Linked DNA regions of Homo sapiens: region 2 is linked to region 1. Evidence: read pairs that join two places in POLR2A ChIA-PET (ENCODE). Cell type or tissue: A673. All regions are shown on one strand.

Evidence for each region. ChIA-PET counts read pairs that join two places held together with the same protein. Peaks named below come from ENCODE experiments on the same cell type or tissue, not always from the same donor. Only the 100,000 strongest peaks of a DNase experiment are listed, where the experiment ranks them.
Region 2: POLR2A ChIA-PET joins it to region 1 with 28 read pairs; 15 of 35 experiments call an interaction of 5 or more read pairs at or near these places.

Annotation. Positions count from the first base shown.
Region 1 is chr16:90,027,067-90,035,066 of GRCh38, forward strand. DRC4 (dynein regulatory complex subunit 4) reads left to right here. Exons shown (of 11, transcript NM_001481.3): 2 at 570-656; 3 at 4,233-4,430; 4 at 5,652-5,858. It overlaps GAS8-AS1 (GAS8 antisense RNA 1), which reads right to left and starts at 2,835. Exons shown (of 1, transcript NR_122031.2): 1 at 1,833-2,835. In A673, no CTCF peak of the experiment used is centred here; a DNase peak (open chromatin) is centred at 6,085.
Region 2 is chr16:89,927,769-89,935,768 of GRCh38, forward strand. It overlaps TUBB3 (tubulin beta 3 class III), which reads left to right. Exons shown (of 4, transcript NM_006086.4): 2 at 4,803-4,911; 3 at 5,700-5,810; 4 at 6,961-8,000. Among named protein-coding and RNA genes, the nearest start is that of TUBB3, 8.4 kb to the left of the region's middle. In A673, no CTCF peak of the experiment used is centred here; no DNase peak of the experiment used is centred here.

The DNA of each region.
Region 1 (8,000 bases):
CACACCTGGCTAGGTTTCCTCTCTTTTTTTTTTTTTTGAGATGGAGTCTCACTCTGTCGTCCTGGCTGGAGTGCAGTGGTGTGATCTCGGCTCACTGCAAACTCCATGCCCCAGGTTCAAGCCATTCTCCTGCCTCAGCCTCCCGAGTAGCTGGGACTACAGGCGCCCACCGGCACGCCCGGCTAATTTTTTTTTGTATTTTTAGTAGAGATGGGGTTTCACTGTGTTAGCCGGGATGGTCTTGATCTCCTGACCTCGTGATCCGTCCACCTCGGCCTCCCAAAGTGCTGGGATTACAGGCGTGAGCCACCACGCCCGGCTCCTCTCTTTTCTAGAAGGAATGTTCTCCTTCTCAAAAGGAAGGTTTCTCCTTTGTGCTTCTCCAAATGCAACAACAGGATGTGTGTGTGGTAAAGGGTGGGAACACTCAGGGCAATGATGTGCTCCAGGTGAGCAGAAGGGAGAGAGGTTCCAGAACCTTCTCTGCCAAATGTTCCTGGGAGCAAATCAGAGCCAGCCAAGAAGGGGAAGCTGTTAGAGTCTCTCTTACCCCATTATTTCCACCAAAGGCACCGAAAAAGAAAGGGAAGAAAGGCAAAGCCAAAGGCACCCCGATTGTCGATGGGCTCGCTCCAGAGGACATGAGCAAGGAGCAGGTGAGCAGAGCGGGCTGTGGCCCAGTCCCCGGGTGGGCGTGGGCGGGCACCACGCAGGGTGCCTACGCCGAGTGTCCATCTTGCCATGTGGATCCACCCTTCTGTCCAAGCCAGAACACGCCCCCCGCGTGGCCCATAATTCCCATCAGCGGCAAAGCTTTCGGCTGCACCATGTCTTTTCAGAAAGGTAGTGCAGCCTGTGAAAGAGCTTTGTAACAGGGTGGTAGGAGTGTGGAAGGACATGCTTTTCTGATCTAAAAGCTGTTTTTAATTTCGTGTATTCTCTTTCAATCTTACCCTTTTTTTGCACCTGATGTGTATAGACTTATCGTAGAACACACATGTAGCATTCTCCTTTATTTTATTCACCATTAAACATTATGTCAAAAAGGAAGTTTTTGAAAGAAGGATGATTTACTTCAAATCACATCTGAATCTGATTAATCGTTCATTTTTTTTTTTTTTTTTTTTTTTTTTTTTGAGACGGAGTCTCACTCTGTCGCCCAGGCTGGAGTGCAGTGGCGCGATCTCGGCTCACTGTGAGCTCCACCTCCCGGGTTCACACCATTCTCCTGCCTCAGCCTCCCGAGTAGCTGGGACTACAGGCACCTGCCACCACGCCTGGCTAATTTTTTTTTTGTATTTTTAGTAGAGACGGGGTTTCACCGTGTTAGCCAGGATGGTCTCGATCTCCTGACCTCGTGATCCACTCGCCTCGGCCTCCCAAAGTGCTGGGATTACAGGCATGAGCCACCACGCCTGGCCAGTCATTCATTGTTTTTGATAAAAGTCCCAACAAGGAGTAACAGCATCAGGGCTGCCTTTTTCTTGTTGCTTATTTTGGGGAGGAGGTGATGTTTTTATAGTTTCTTTGTAGGAGTTAGTTTAAGTCTCTTCTTCATTTGGATGTAGTTAAGGGCTACAGAACATAATTACATAATTACAATTTTACCTAAAAGGCTCCTGGAGACGGCAGTGTGTGGCAAGCACGGTGCACCCTCTGGCCTCTGCCCTCATGGACGACTGCCTGTGAGCACCTGACATGGGACATGAGGGCTGTGTCAACTCTGTGTTATTGTTAATAAATCTTACCTTCTTTTGATAGTTGTAAGATAAAAAATCAATACGAAGGAGACTGAAAGAGTCTCATGACCTGAAGTTGGAGCTAGGCAGAGGTCCTTGAACAATGGTAAAGAATGGCTTTATTTTACATGCAGGCAAACCATTGGCAGTTTAAGCCAGTGGCTAAGCAGAGAGGTGATGGGGTCAGGTTTGTGTTCTGGAAAGATGTCTGGAGCTGCTGGATGGAGAATGGATTGAACACTGCGTTGTCCCAGCATGTGAGCTGCTGCCCGTCTCCCTGTCCGCTTCCCATTCCTGTGGAGACAGGCCTTGTGGGGCAGTGGCCATGGAGCCTACGGGGCAGCCTACGGGGCAGGCTACGGGGCAGCTTACGGGGCAGGCTATGGGGCAGCCTACGGGGCAGGCTACGGGGCAGGCCCTTGCACTGCACATCGCACGTTGAGCCACAGACTCAGAAGGCTTCTTCAGGGTCCAGGCAGGTGGGGAGGGATGGGGGTGACCTGGAGACTCCTGCCCCGCAGCAGAGGACAGTTTCATCTGTTCACTGGGGAGTGCCTTGTGGGCCTAGGAGTTCAGTGCTGTTTTTTTCTGATTTTCCAAGAGAAGCTGGAAATCTGGATATTTATAAGAAATCTGAATATTGAGTGATGGCAAAATCTCAACACCATGTGAGCCAAACAGACCAGTCAGGAGCCCTGGTTCAGGCTCTGCCCAGGAGCCTCTAAAGGTCTGTGACGTGAAGACATTTGTCGTTGTGCCGAGGCACTGGTTGGATTCGGGGGTGCGTGTCTCCCTCATGTCTGCCCGGCATCCTCGGCTCAGAACCCCTCCTGCTGCTCCTTCTTGTTTGCTCGTTGTCTTGTCTTCTTTTGAGGTGAGAAATGTGTTTTCCCTGTGGGGAATGTGGTGTTGAGAAAGAAAAAGGCTCACAGTAAGTGGCCTGGGGCTGTGCCCGAAAAGTAACTGATTCTGACGGAATCTCGCTGTGTGGCCCAGGCTGGAGTGCGGTGGCGCGACCTCGGCTCACTGCAAGCTCCACCTCCTGGGTTCACACCATCCTGCTGCTTCAGGCTGCCCAGTAGCTGGGACTGCAGGTGCCTGCCATCACGCCCGGCTAATTTTTTTGTATTTTTAGTAGAGACGAGGTTTCACCGTGTTAGCCAGGATGGCCTTGATCTCCTGACCTCATGATCTGCCTGTCTCTGCCTCCCAAAGTGCTGGGATTACAGGTGTGAGCCACCGCGCCTGGCAGTAACTGATTCTTAAGGGAAATGAGCTCCCGAGAAAGCTGGAAGCCTGTCCTACATTTTTTTTTAACCTATTTGCAGATTCGCAATTGAACCCTCTTGAGATTTTAGAGTCTACTGGTTTTGTATATTTTTTGCTTAACATTATATCTTCAAAGGTGAATTTTTTTTCATTTAGCATTATGATATGAATTTGTTTAAATGCTGCTACATCATTTGCATATTTTTTTTGGGTTAATGTGATATTTCTCCTAGTTGATATACTCTAATTTTTCAACCATTTCCATATTTATTTATTTATTGTTTAGAGACAGGGTCCTGCTCTGTCACCCAGGTGGAGTGCAGTGGTGTGATCACGGCTCACGGCAGCCTTGACCTCCCAGGTCCAAACGATCCTCCTACCTCAGTCTTCTGAGTAGCTGGGACTATAGGCATGTGCCACCACTCCTGGCTAATTTTTTTTTTTTTTTTTTTTTGTAGAGACAGGGTTTTGCCATGTTGCCTAGGCTGTTCAACTCTGGGGCTCAAAAGATCCTCCCAAAGTGGTGGGAGCCACCATGCCTGGCTGTTTGTGTATTTTTTGAGACAGATTCTCACTCTGTCACCCAGGCTGGAGTGTAGTGGCATGATCATAACTAACCGCAGCCTCAACCCCCTGAGCTTGAGTGACCCTCCCACCTCAGCTCTCCCAGTAGCTGAGACTATAGGTGCGTGCCATCATGCCTAGTTAATGAAAAAAAGTTTTTGCAGAGATGGGGTCTTGCTATGTTGCCCAAGCTGGTCTTCAGCTCCTGGGCGCGAGGGATCCTTCAACCTCAGCCTCCCAGAGTGCTGGGGTTGCAGGCGAGAGCCACCGCGCCTCGCTTATTTCCCTGTTTAAACTGGTCTTAGGTTATTTCCTTTTTGATATTTTTGCTGTTGTAATAATGGTGTGGGTAATATCTTTGAGCAAGATGCTCTTATATTTCTTTTGAGAAATTTTTTAGGCATCAATTCTCAGGAATGGATGAAAGGATCTAGTTATTTTATGATTATTGGCCAAATTGAAGAGAATTCTGCCACCTGCTGAATGCATTCTGTCTCCGGAGCTTCCTAGCCTTATATTTTAACTTTTTACATTTAGCTGTTTATTTTTAGGTGAAGTTGAGTCCTCCCTCTTTCTTCCTTGCCTTTCGCCGGCCACACGCCCCGTTGCCGTGCATGGGCCCCTGCTCAGTGCCTCACCTGACCCACTGCACCTGGCCAGGTGGAGGAGCATGTCAGCCGCATCCGGGAGGAGCTGGACCGCGAGCGGGAGGAACGAAACTACTTCCAGCTGGAGCGGGACAAGATCCACACCTTCTGGGAGATCACACGGAGGCAGCTGGAGGAGAAGAAGGCTGAGCTGCGGAACAAAGACCGGGAGATGGAAGAAGCCGAGGAGAGGCACCAGGTGGAGATCAAGGTGAGTGGGGCCGGCCTGCACGTGCTAACCTGGTCACCACAGAGCCCCAGAGGAGCTGGATCCAGTGAGGGTGCAGGTGGGACATTTTCTGTTCTTGGCTTTGGGAGTCACAGCCTTAAAGGTGTTTTTTATAAAAGCCTGAGGGAGAGACCCTGCAGGTCCTGAGGGTTTAAAATGCTGCCTCCACAACATGGAAGGAATATGGGCTCTGGGGGCAGACTGGCCTGTTTGCAACTCAGCTCTGCCACTTAATACCCCATGAGCTGGGGATGCACCTCACCTCCCAGCCTTGGTGTCCTGCTCTGTGCCTCAAGTGTACAGGTTTGCATAGGTGAACAGGCATGTGTAGCTGTGTAAAGGTGAGGCATGCAAGTGAGCAGGTGGATGCAAGTGAGCATGTGTGTGCAGGTGAGGAGGCGTGGCCAGGTGAGGAGGTATGTGCAGGTGAGGTGTGGGGAGGTGAGCACGTGGGGCAGGTATGTGCAGGTGAGCAGGTAGGTGCAAGTGACCAGGTGTCTACAGGTATGTACAGGTGAGGAGGTGTAGTACAGGTGTAGTGCAGGCGACCAGGTGTGTACGGGAATTTACAGGTGAGGAGGTGTACAGGTGACCAGGTGTGTACAGGTATGGACAGGTGAGAAGGTGTGGTACAGGTGTGGTGCAGGTGAGCAGGGGGGTACAGGTATGTACAGGTGAGGTGTGTTACAGGTACGGTGCAGGTGATCAGGTGTATACAGGAATGTACAAGTGAGGAGGTGTGGTACAGGTGACCAGGTGTGTACAGGTATGGACAGGTGAGGAGGTGTGGTACAGGTGTGGTGTGGGTGAGCAGGAGTGTACAGGTATGTACAGGTGAGGAGGTGTGGTACAGGTGACCAGGTGTGTACGGGTACGGACAGGTGAGGAGGTGTGGTACAGGTGTGGTATGGGTGACCAGGTGTGTACAGGTATGGACAGGTGAGGAGGTGTGGTACAGGTGACCAGGTGTGTACGGGTACGGACAGGTGAGGAGGTGTGGTGCAGGTGTGGTATGGGTGACCAGGTGTGTACAGGTATGGATGGACAGGTAAGGAGGTGTGGTACAGGTGACCAGGTGTGTACAGGTATGGACAGGTGAGGAGGTGTGGTACAGGTGTGCTATGGGTGACCAGGTGTGCACAGGTACGGAAAGGTGAGGAGGTGTGGTGCAGGTGAGCAGATGGTACTCCCATTGCCCTGCAGGTGTACAAGCAGAAAGTGAAGCACCTGCTATATGAGCACCAGAACAACCTGACAGAGATGAAGGCTGAGGGCACTGTAGTCATGAAGCTGGCACAGAAAGAGCACCGCATACAGGAGAGTGTGCTGCGCAAGGACATGCGGGCACTGAAGGTGGAGCTCAAGGAGCAGGAGCTGGCCAGTGAGGTGGTGGTGAAGAACCTGCGGCTGGTAGGTGTGGCGGGGGCACCTGGAGGCTGACAGGTTGTTGGGACGGCAAGCCTAGTGCTGCATGAACTCCTGTTTATTCAACAGCAACTGGGAATTCATATTTCTGCATAAGACTTTCTGCATTTTTGCAATTTGTTGAAAAAAAATTTTTTAAAGCATGCATCCAAACAAACCCCATTTTGGGACCAAGTACACAATTCTGTCTCAGACCTGAGCAAAAAATTGACGTCACCGAAGAGAAAAAATCCAGCTTAGGATCTTTCATGTGCTGCTGACACCTGACACCCAGAGACTTTTCCTAGGGAATAGCATCATATGCATTTAGTAGAATGCAAACCAACCATTAAAATATCCAGTGTGTTGACTCCTGGGCACTGTGACAGTTTGTCACACAAGCTGGTCTGATTTTTACTTTTGAGGCTGGGGGTTTCCAGGGCACCATTAAAATTCATCTGTGCACCTGGTTCAGTGGCTCACACCCAAAATCCCAGCACTTGGGAGGGTCAGGTGGGAGAAGTGGTTGAGGCCAATAGTTTGAGACTAGCTTGGGTGAAATAGTTGAACCCCATGTCTAAAAAATTTAAAAGAAAACATTAGCTGGTGTAGTGGCACATGCCGATAGTTTCAGCTACTTGGGAGGCTGAGGCGGGAGGATCCCTTGAGCTCAGGAAGTCAAGGCTGTGGTGAGCTAGGATTGTGCCACTGCATTCCAGCCTAGGTGACAGAGTGAGACAAAACAAAAAGGAAAGAGATCATTTGCTGAGTGTCCATTAGCTGCTAGGTCCTGATCTGATCTCTGACAAAACGCCTGCCCGACTGGGGCTGTTGGTCTAGAAAGGAGAGACAACAGGTGAGTTGGAAGACAAAATAAACGTGCCAGATACAACAGAGTATCTGGTGGGGAAGAGTGCCATAGAAGGATCGAAGTGGGGAGAGGTGGGGTGCGGTTTTGTACAAGCAGTTGACCGGCTGGGAGACGGGATGGGCCAGTGGGAAAGCTCAGAGTGACCAGGAGGAGACTGTGGGAGAGGGTCAGAGCTTGTCCGCCTCGAAAGCCGTGGTGGGGACTGGAGACGGGTCAGAGCTCGTCCGCCTCGAAAGCCGTGGTGGGGACTGGGACTTTGACCCTGGTGGAGTCTGTTGCCCTCTGAGAACTTGGGCAGAGGAGAGATGTGTCTCACTAAGGTTCTTCCTGGCTGCTGGGTTGAGGAGACTTTCTGAACACATTTGCCTCACGCCTGGAAGCAGTCCAGCCTCCACTGAATCTGGAAGAAACTTGGTGACGTTGCTGACTTCGCAGCAAAGCCTGAGAGTGCCGAAGTCTTGAGCCCTCCAGAATTAGCTGGTCTTAACCCAGGTCCTGGATATGATATTGTTACATAATCAGAGTTTCCTGTTGGGTAAAAATATGGCTTTAGGCCGGGTGCGGTGGCTCACGCCTGTAATCCCAGCACTTTGGGAGGCCGAGGAGGGTGTATCACGAGGTCAGGAGTTTGAGACCAGCCTGACCAACGTGGTGAAACCCCGTCTCTACTAAAAATACAAAAATTAGCCGGGCGTGGTGGCGCACACCTATAATCCCAGCTACTCGGGACGCTGAGGCAGAAGAATCACTTGAACCTGGGAGACGGAGGTTGCGGTGAGCCGAGATTGTGCCACTGCACTCCAGCCTGGGCGACAGTGTGAGAGTCTGTCTCAAAAAAAAGAAAAATTACTGCTTTAAAAATAATTTATTTTTTTATGCAAATTTTAAATATATAATGTTTATTTAAATATATAATAATTGTTCATTAAAACTATATATTTATTTATTTTTAGAGATGAGGTCTCACTCTGTCTCCCGGGCTGCAGTGCAATGGTACAATCATAGCTCACTGCAGCCTCGAACTTCTAGTCTCAAGTGATCCTTCTGCCTTAGCCTCCCAAGTAGCTGGAACTATAGATATGAGCCACCACACCCACCTAATCTTTTTTTTTTTTTTTTTTTTTTTTTTTTGAGATGGAGTTTTGCTCTTGTTGCCCAGGCTGGAGTGCAGTGGCACAATCTCAGTTCACCACAACCTCTGCCTCCCGGGTTCAAGCTATTCTCCTGCCTCAGCCTCTCGACTAGCTGGGATTACAGGCATGTGCCACCATGCCCGG
Region 2 (8,000 bases), 99 kb before region 1:
GCTGTGCTCGTGCTGGGTCTTGAATCCACTCTGCTCCATTGCTCCTGCTGCCCTGTGCCTCGCTCTGCAGAGGACTTCCCATAGATGTGTTACTCTCTCCACCCCTCCTTTACAGGGGCTGGTGGTTGTGGGTTCCCTGGAACCATAAATTTGGGGTGTCCCAGTGCTTTGGGGAGCAAGGTCCCCGACTCAAGTGGACTGCCAGCAACTAAATTAATGGGGGATCCTCAAAGAGAGTGTTAGGGAGGCAAGCAGTAGGTGGGAAGCTTGGACAAGCCCCAAATGCCTCAGGGACCTTTCTGTATTTTTTTTTTGAGACAGGCTCTTACTCTGTCGCCTGGACTGGCATGATCTAGGCTCACTGCAACCTCCACCCCCCTGGCTCAAGTGATCCTCCCACCTCAGCCTCCTGAGTAGCTGGGGCTATAGGCATGCGTCACCATGCCCAACTAATTTTTTTGTTTTTTGGTAGAGACAGGGTTTCACCATGTTGCCCAGGCTGGTCTTGAACTCCTGGACTCAAGTGATCCACCTCTCTTGGCCTCCCAAACTGCTGGGATTATAAATATGAGCCACCATGGCCAGCTGATTTTTTTGTTTGTTTGTTTGAGATGGAGTCTCACTCTGTCACTCAGGCTGGAGTGCAGTGGAGTGATCTCGGCTCACTGCAACCTCCACCTCCTGGGTTCAAGCAATTCTCCTGCCTTAGCCTCCTGAGTAGCTGGGATTACAGGCACCCGTCACCACACTGGCTAATTTTTTTTTTTTTTTTTTGAGGCGGAGTCTCTATCTGTTGCCCAGGCTGGAGCACGGTGGCACAATCTCGGTTCACTGCAAGCTCCGCCTCCCAGGTTCACGCCATTCTCCTGAGTCAGCCTCCCAAGTAGCTGGGACTACAGGTGCCCGCCACCGCGCCTGGCTAATTTTTTGTATTTTTAGTAGAGACAGGGTTTCACTGTGCCAGCCAGGATGGTCTCGATCTCCTGACCTCATGATCCGCCCACCTCGGCCTCCCAAAGTGCTAGGACCACAGACAGGCGTGAGCCACTGCGTCTGGCCTAATTTTTGTATTTTTAGTAGAGATGGGGTTTCACCATGTTGGTCAGGCTGGTCTCGAACTACTGACCTCGTGATCCACCCGCCTTGGCCTCCCAAAGTGCTGGGATTGCAGGCGTGAGCCACCGCGCCCGGCCTTTTTTTTTTTTTTTTTTAAGATAGGGTTTCACTCTTGTCCCACAGGCTGGTGTGCAGTGGCTTGATCTCAGCTCACTGCAACCTCTGCCCCCTGGGTTCAAGCGATTCTCGTGTCTCAGACTCTGAAACAACTGAAATTACAGGTGCGCGCTACCACGCCCGGCTAATTTTTGTATTTTTAGTAGGGACAGGGTTTTGCCCTGTTGTCCAGGTTGGTCCTGAACTCCTGACTTCAAGTGATCTGCCTGCCTCAGCCTCCCAAAGTGCTGGGATTATAGGCATGAGCCACCACACCCAGCCTGAATCATTTTTGTAATTTAAAAATTTAACGCAAAAAGAATAAAACTTAGCAATAACAAAAATGCACAAAAGATGGAAAGAAATCCACCCCTGACCTTTGTGGAGAGATGACCTCTGATAACAGTCTCAGGGTGAACGGGCACCTCTGATAACAGTCTCAGGGTGAACGGGCATCCCGAGACACTGTTAGCAGAGGTGGTCCATGTCCATGCTGTCCGCGTTACAATAATTACACTATGTTTATTCTTAAGGTTTTAAAAACATTTATTTTTAACAAATTTTCTTTGAAAAGCTACCGTGTGCACGTGAGAAAATCTCAACAAGACCACAGGGCACCCGTGAGAAGAAGCTCCTCCCAGTCTGGGGCCCCTCCCCAGGCACAGCCTTCCACACATCTACCAGAGGCACCCACGCATAGAGAAGCACCCACAAGCAGTTTTCTTTCTTTCTTTTATTTGAGACGGTGTTTCCTTCTGTTGCCCAGGCTTGAGTGCAGTGGCATGACATAAGCTCACTGCAACCTCCACCTCCCGAGTTCGTGTGATTCTCCGCCTCAGCCTCCCAAGCAGCTGGGATTACAGGTGCTCGCCACCACGCCTGGCTAATTTTTGTATTTTTAGTAGAGACAGGGTTTTGCCATGTTGGCCAGGCTGGTCTTGAACTCCTGACCTCAGATGATCCACTGCCTCAGCCTCCCAAAGTACTGGGATTACAGGCGTGAGCCACCGTGCCTGGCACAAGCAGTTTTCTCCCCTTCCTTCCTTCCTTCCTTCCTTCCTTCCTTCCTTCCTTCCTTCCTCTCTCTCTCTCTTTCCTTTCTTTCTTCCTTCATTCCTTCCTTCCTTCCTTCCTTCCTTTCTTTCTGACAGTCTCGCACTATTGCCCAGGCTGGAGTGCAGTGGCGCGATCTCGACTCACCACAACCTCTGCCTCCTGGGTTCAAGCAATTCTCCTGCCTCAGCCTCTCGAGTAGCTGGGAGTACAGGTGCGCGCCACCATGCCTGGCTAATTTTTGTATTTTTGGGAGAGATGGAGTTTCACTATGTTGGCCAGGCTGGTCTCGAACTCCTGACCTCGTGACCCACCCGCCTCTGCCTCCCAAAGTGCAGGGATTATGGGGGTGAGCCACCGTGCCCAGCTATGAGTGGTTTTGTTTCTATTTATTTATTATTATTCTATGAGACAGAGTCTCACTCTGTCGCCCACGCTGGAGTACAGTGGTGCAATCTTGGCTTACTGCAACCTCCGTCTCCTGGGTTCAAGCAATTCTTCTGCCTCAGCTTCCGGAGTAGCTGGAACGTGTGAGCCACCACCCCTGGCTAATTTTTGTATTTTTAGTAGAGACAGGCTGGTCTCGAACTCCTGACTTCCGGTGATCTGCCCACCTCAGCCTCCCAAATTGTTGGTATTACAGGCGTGAGCCACCGCACCTGGCCTCTATTTATTTATTTATTTTGAGATGGGGTCTTGATATGAATTCCTAGACTCATGCTTCTCATGCTTGCTACCACCCAGTCCTGCCTCCTGCACAGCAGTTTCCACTAAAGTCACCCCTTTACGAGAGGCATCTTTTTTTTTTTTTTGAGATGGTGTCTCACTCTGTCGCCCAGGCTGGAGTGCAATGGCATGATCTCAGCTCACTGCAAGCTCCACCTCCTGGGTTCAAGTGATTCTCCTGCTTCAGCCTCCCGAGTAGCTGGGACTACAGGCACCCGCCACCATTCCCGGCTAATTTTTTGTATCTTTAGTAGAGACGGGGTTTCACCATGTTAGCCAGGATGGTCTCGATCTCCTGACTTCGTGATCCACCCGCCTCGGCCTCCCAAAGTGTTGGGATTACAGGCATGAGCCACTGTACCTGGCCTACTAGAGGCATCTTAAAACACATCTCCTGTGTCTCCATTCCAAAGCGCATCTTTGTCTACACTCCTGGGGTCCTCCCACGTCAGCCTCCCAAAGTGCTGGGATTACAGTCATGAGCCACTGTGCCCGGCCCCACCAAATTGTTTTCTAACCTGCTTTTTTCTTGAGGAATCTTCTGCAGCACATGACTCACATGTAGAGCCCCTTGTTTCTTGAGGCCTTCATACCCGTCAGCTCATCTAAAAGTCACTCCTGAGGAGTAAGGGCAAGGGGCATTGGGAGAGGTCAGGCAGCCCTGGGAAGCCTCCCAGCGTGTGTCCCAGGAGGCCTGCTGCCTGCAGACACTGCTCCCAGACGCAGCGGCCTCGGCCATCAGAGCGTGTCCCACGATGAGGTGGCAACTTCCCTGAAGGGCTTGCTCTCACCCAGGGGTGTGGTTCTCCGTGTGCACACAGATAGATAGTTCTACGTTTGCCATATACCATTTATATGCCTCACACAGATTAACCCACTTTCATTTCAAAAAGACCTCCTGTCATCGTGCCCATTGTACAGATGAGGACACTGAGACACGGAATCCTAGTGACCTGTGCAAGGTCACACAGCTGGGAAGGGTGAGGGAAGCGTCTGTGAACCCAGCAGGCCCAGCCCCTGAGTCTAGGCTCCGCTCGGCAGCTGTCATGGGAGCAGAGTCCGAGAAGCACTGCAGGCACCTGCTCTAGGGGGAGAGAGGTGGAGGTGGCAGGTAGAGAGAGGACGACCCCTGGGAGCTGAGACGATGCCAGCCTCACACGGACAGGCTGGGTGACCTCAGGCAAGTCGCTTCCCATTTGGGACCCCAAGGACCCTTCTGCAGACCCAGCTGGGGGTCCCCGATGAGACTGGCTCTCAGAGTCCCTGTGAGTCCCGTCAGCTGAGGCCAGTAATGTCCTGGCACCATCACTGGACATGGTTTGCTCTCCCATGGAGGGGCAGGTGTAGCAGCCAAAAGCGATCCTGAGCTCTGGGCCTCTGAACCCTGCTCTGCCAGCTACTGTGGGTGTCTCTACCCGCTCTGTGTCTCAGTTCCCTTTCCTGAAAAGAGGGGATAGTAAAAACTAACCCTCAAGGTGTTTATTACCAATGCCCTTCATGGAGGAATCCGCTGCTCCAGGCCCTTGCCAGCAGCTGCACAGCTGGGCCTGGGGACCTGGGTGTGGGTCTGTTGAACCTTGGCCCACCCTGGGGCTGTGGTCGGCCTGGACGTGTAGGTGTGGAGGTGCATATTTATTATGGCAATTTTCTGACAGGTAACAGAGTGTGGGGCTCTCTTCTGAATGGGGCTCGTGGAGGCCGTGGGTCAAAAGCCCTAATTTTGTAGTGAGGGCTAAAAGGCTTCACAAGGGAAAGGGCCTGGCTGGGGCTATGGGCCGGTGCCGACCCCCCCTCTCCCACTTTGTTTGCAGTTCTGGGAAGTCATCAGTGATGAGCATGGCATCGACCCCAGCGGCAACTACGTGGGCGACTCGGACTTGCAGCTGGAGCGGATCAGCGTCTACTACAACGAGGCCTCTTGTGAGTGCCTGCCCCAGCCTCCCTATCCCAGCCCTGGACTGACCAGGTCTCAGCGTCTGACTGACCAGGTCTCAGCACCTGGACTCACCAGCTCTCAGCATCTCTGTCCTCCCATGGGTTAGGTTGGCTGAGATGCCAGCAGGCGTAACTGGATGTCAGGCATCCAGACGCACAGAACAGACAATAAATCACAGTCACAAAAGTGAGAGCCAAACATATTAGTGCCATGAGGGCCTGTGCGTGTCCAGGGGCACAGACAGGGATGGGGCAGGCCAGAGACTTTGGAGGCCATAAGAGGGCCTAGAGAAGGGGTCACCTGGAGGGCTTAGTCAGGGGCTCTTTAGCAACTGGTGTGAAGTGATTTCCATATCAAAGTGGTGATACACCCACCTGCCCACATGGACATGTGATTTAAAATTTTATTTAATTTAATAGAGACAGTCTCGATATGTTGCCCAGGCTGGTCTCGAACTCCTGGACTCAAGCGATCCACCTGCCTTGGCCTCCCAAAGTGTTGGGAGTGCAGACACGAGCCCCTGCATCTGGTGGACGTCTGACTGAATCCTGCCTGTCCTGCTCCGTCCTGTCCTGCTCCGTCCTTAAACACAGTGAGGCTTAAGGGTGAAGAAAGTTGCTGAAGCTTGCCTTTGGTCCAGGACTCTGACTTCAGAGTACAGGCTCTTAGGATGTGAGCAGGAGGATGGCAGGCGGGCACAGAATTCAGAAAGAATGAGGGAGAGGCTCTGGCCCTCTGTGACCCGAATCACCGAGCCCCTCTCTCCCCTCAGCTCACAAGTACGTGCCTCGAGCCATTCTGGTGGACCTGGAACCCGGAACCATGGACAGTGTCCGCTCAGGGGCCTTTGGACATCTCTTCAGGCCTGACAATTTCATCTTTGGTAAGTTCCCCCTGCTCCAAGCTCTGATGGCAGACCCCATCACAGGCAAGCCCAGGTCGGTGGACGGGGACGGCTGTGAGAAACAAGGAATGGTCAGCTCCTCACATGATCCTGAATGGTGGGAACTCATCTCTCCATTTTACAGCTGGGCATTGGAGGCCCAGAGAAAGGGTTCTGTGGGGAGAACAGAAACCACTCATGCATTTCAAGTGGAATGAAGTGTAAAGCAGACAGAAGCTTACAGAATTGCTAGAGAGCTGGTGAGACAGAACGGGGCCTCCAGAGGACTCCGGGGTCCAGGAGCACGAGGCCTTGCTGCGGTCAAGAGATCAGGACGTTCCCATGCCTGTGTCCTGGGGTTGGGCCGTGGATGCCACGTTCCCATGTCTGTGTCCTGGGGCGGGGCCGTGGATGCCACGTTCCCACGTCTGTGTCCTGGGGCGGGGCCGTGGATGCCACGTTCCCACGTCTGTGTCCTGGGGCGGGGCCGTGGATGCCACGTTCCCACGCCTGTGTCCTGGGGCGGGGCCGTGGATGCCACGTTCCCACGCCTGTGTCCTGGGGCGGGGCCGTGGATGCCACGTTCCCATGCCTGTGTCCTGGGGCGGGGCCGTGGATGCCACGTTCCCATGCCTGTGTCCTGGGGCGGGGCCGTGGATGCCACGTTCCCATGTCTGTGTCCTGGGGCGGGGCCGTGGACGCGCCACAGAAACAGGAGGGCCTCGCTTCACTTCTGCCTTCCCGACCGCAGCACATCCAGCTGGTAGATGCCAACTCGCATCCAGCCCCCAGCTGCCAGGGATTCTGGGGTGGCTGTTTGGGCTCCTGGCACTGCCAGTCGGAAGGAAGGTATGCTGGAGCAGGAGGGCTGATCCATTCACCCAGGATCCCCTCAGGAGGCAGAGCCTCGCTCTGCTGTGACCCCAAGTTCTCAAGACTCTGTCCAGAGCCCTCGTCCTGAGCACTCAGCAGCATCGGCTCAGGGAAGCCACGGCGGGTATGAGAAGGGGTGCTCAGTGGGGCCTACTTTACAGAAGACAGAACAGGCATGGGGCTGCCACGGCTGCCCTTGGGATGTTCAGGCAGGGGCTGGAGGTCTGGACTGCAGAGTCCCTGGCCCCTGTCTCTTACCCCTCTTCTCCCTGTACAGGTCAGAGTGGGGCCGGCAACAACTGGGCCAAGGGTCACTACACGGAGGGGGCGGAGCTGGTGGATTCGGTCCTGGATGTGGTGCGGAAGGAGTGTGAAAACTGCGACTGCCTGCAGGGCTTCCAGCTGACCCACTCGCTGGGGGGCGGCACGGGCTCCGGCATGGGCACGTTGCTCATCAGCAAGGTGCGTGAGGAGTATCCCGACCGCATCATGAACACCTTCAGCGTCGTGCCCTCACCCAAGGTGTCAGACACGGTGGTGGAGCCCTACAACGCCACGCTGTCCATCCACCAGCTGGTGGAGAACACGGATGAGACCTACTGCATCGACAACGAGGCGCTCTACGACATCTGCTTCCGCACCCTCAAGCTGGCCACGCCCACCTACGGGGACCTCAACCACCTGGTATCGGCCACCATGAGCGGAGTCACCACCTCCTTGCGCTTCCCGGGCCAGCTCAACGCTGACCTGCGCAAGCTGGCCGTCAACATGGTGCCCTTCCCGCGCCTGCACTTCTTCATGCCCGGCTTCGCCCCCCTCACAGCCCGGGGCAGCCAGCAGTACCGGGCCCTGACCGTGCCCGAGCTCACCCAGCAGATGTTCGATGCCAAGAACATGATGGCCGCCTGCGACCCGCGCCACGGCCGCTACCTGACGGTGGCCACCGTGTTCCGGGGCCGCATGTCCATGAAGGAGGTGGACGAGCAGATGCTGGCCATCCAGAGCAAGAACAGCAGCTACTTCGTGGAGTGGATCCCCAACAACGTGAAGGTGGCCGTGTGTGACATCCCGCCCCGCGGCCTCAAGATGTCCTCCACCTTCATCGGGAACAGCACGGCCATCCAGGAGCTGTTCAAGCGCATCTCCGAGCAGTTCACGGCCATGTTCCGGCGCAAGGCCTTCCTGCACTGGTACACGGGCGAGGGCATGGACGAGATGGAGTTCACCGAGGCCGAGAGCAACATGAACGACCTGGTGTCCGAGTACCAGCAGTACCAGGACGCCACGGCCGAGGAAGAGGGCGAGATGTACGAAGAC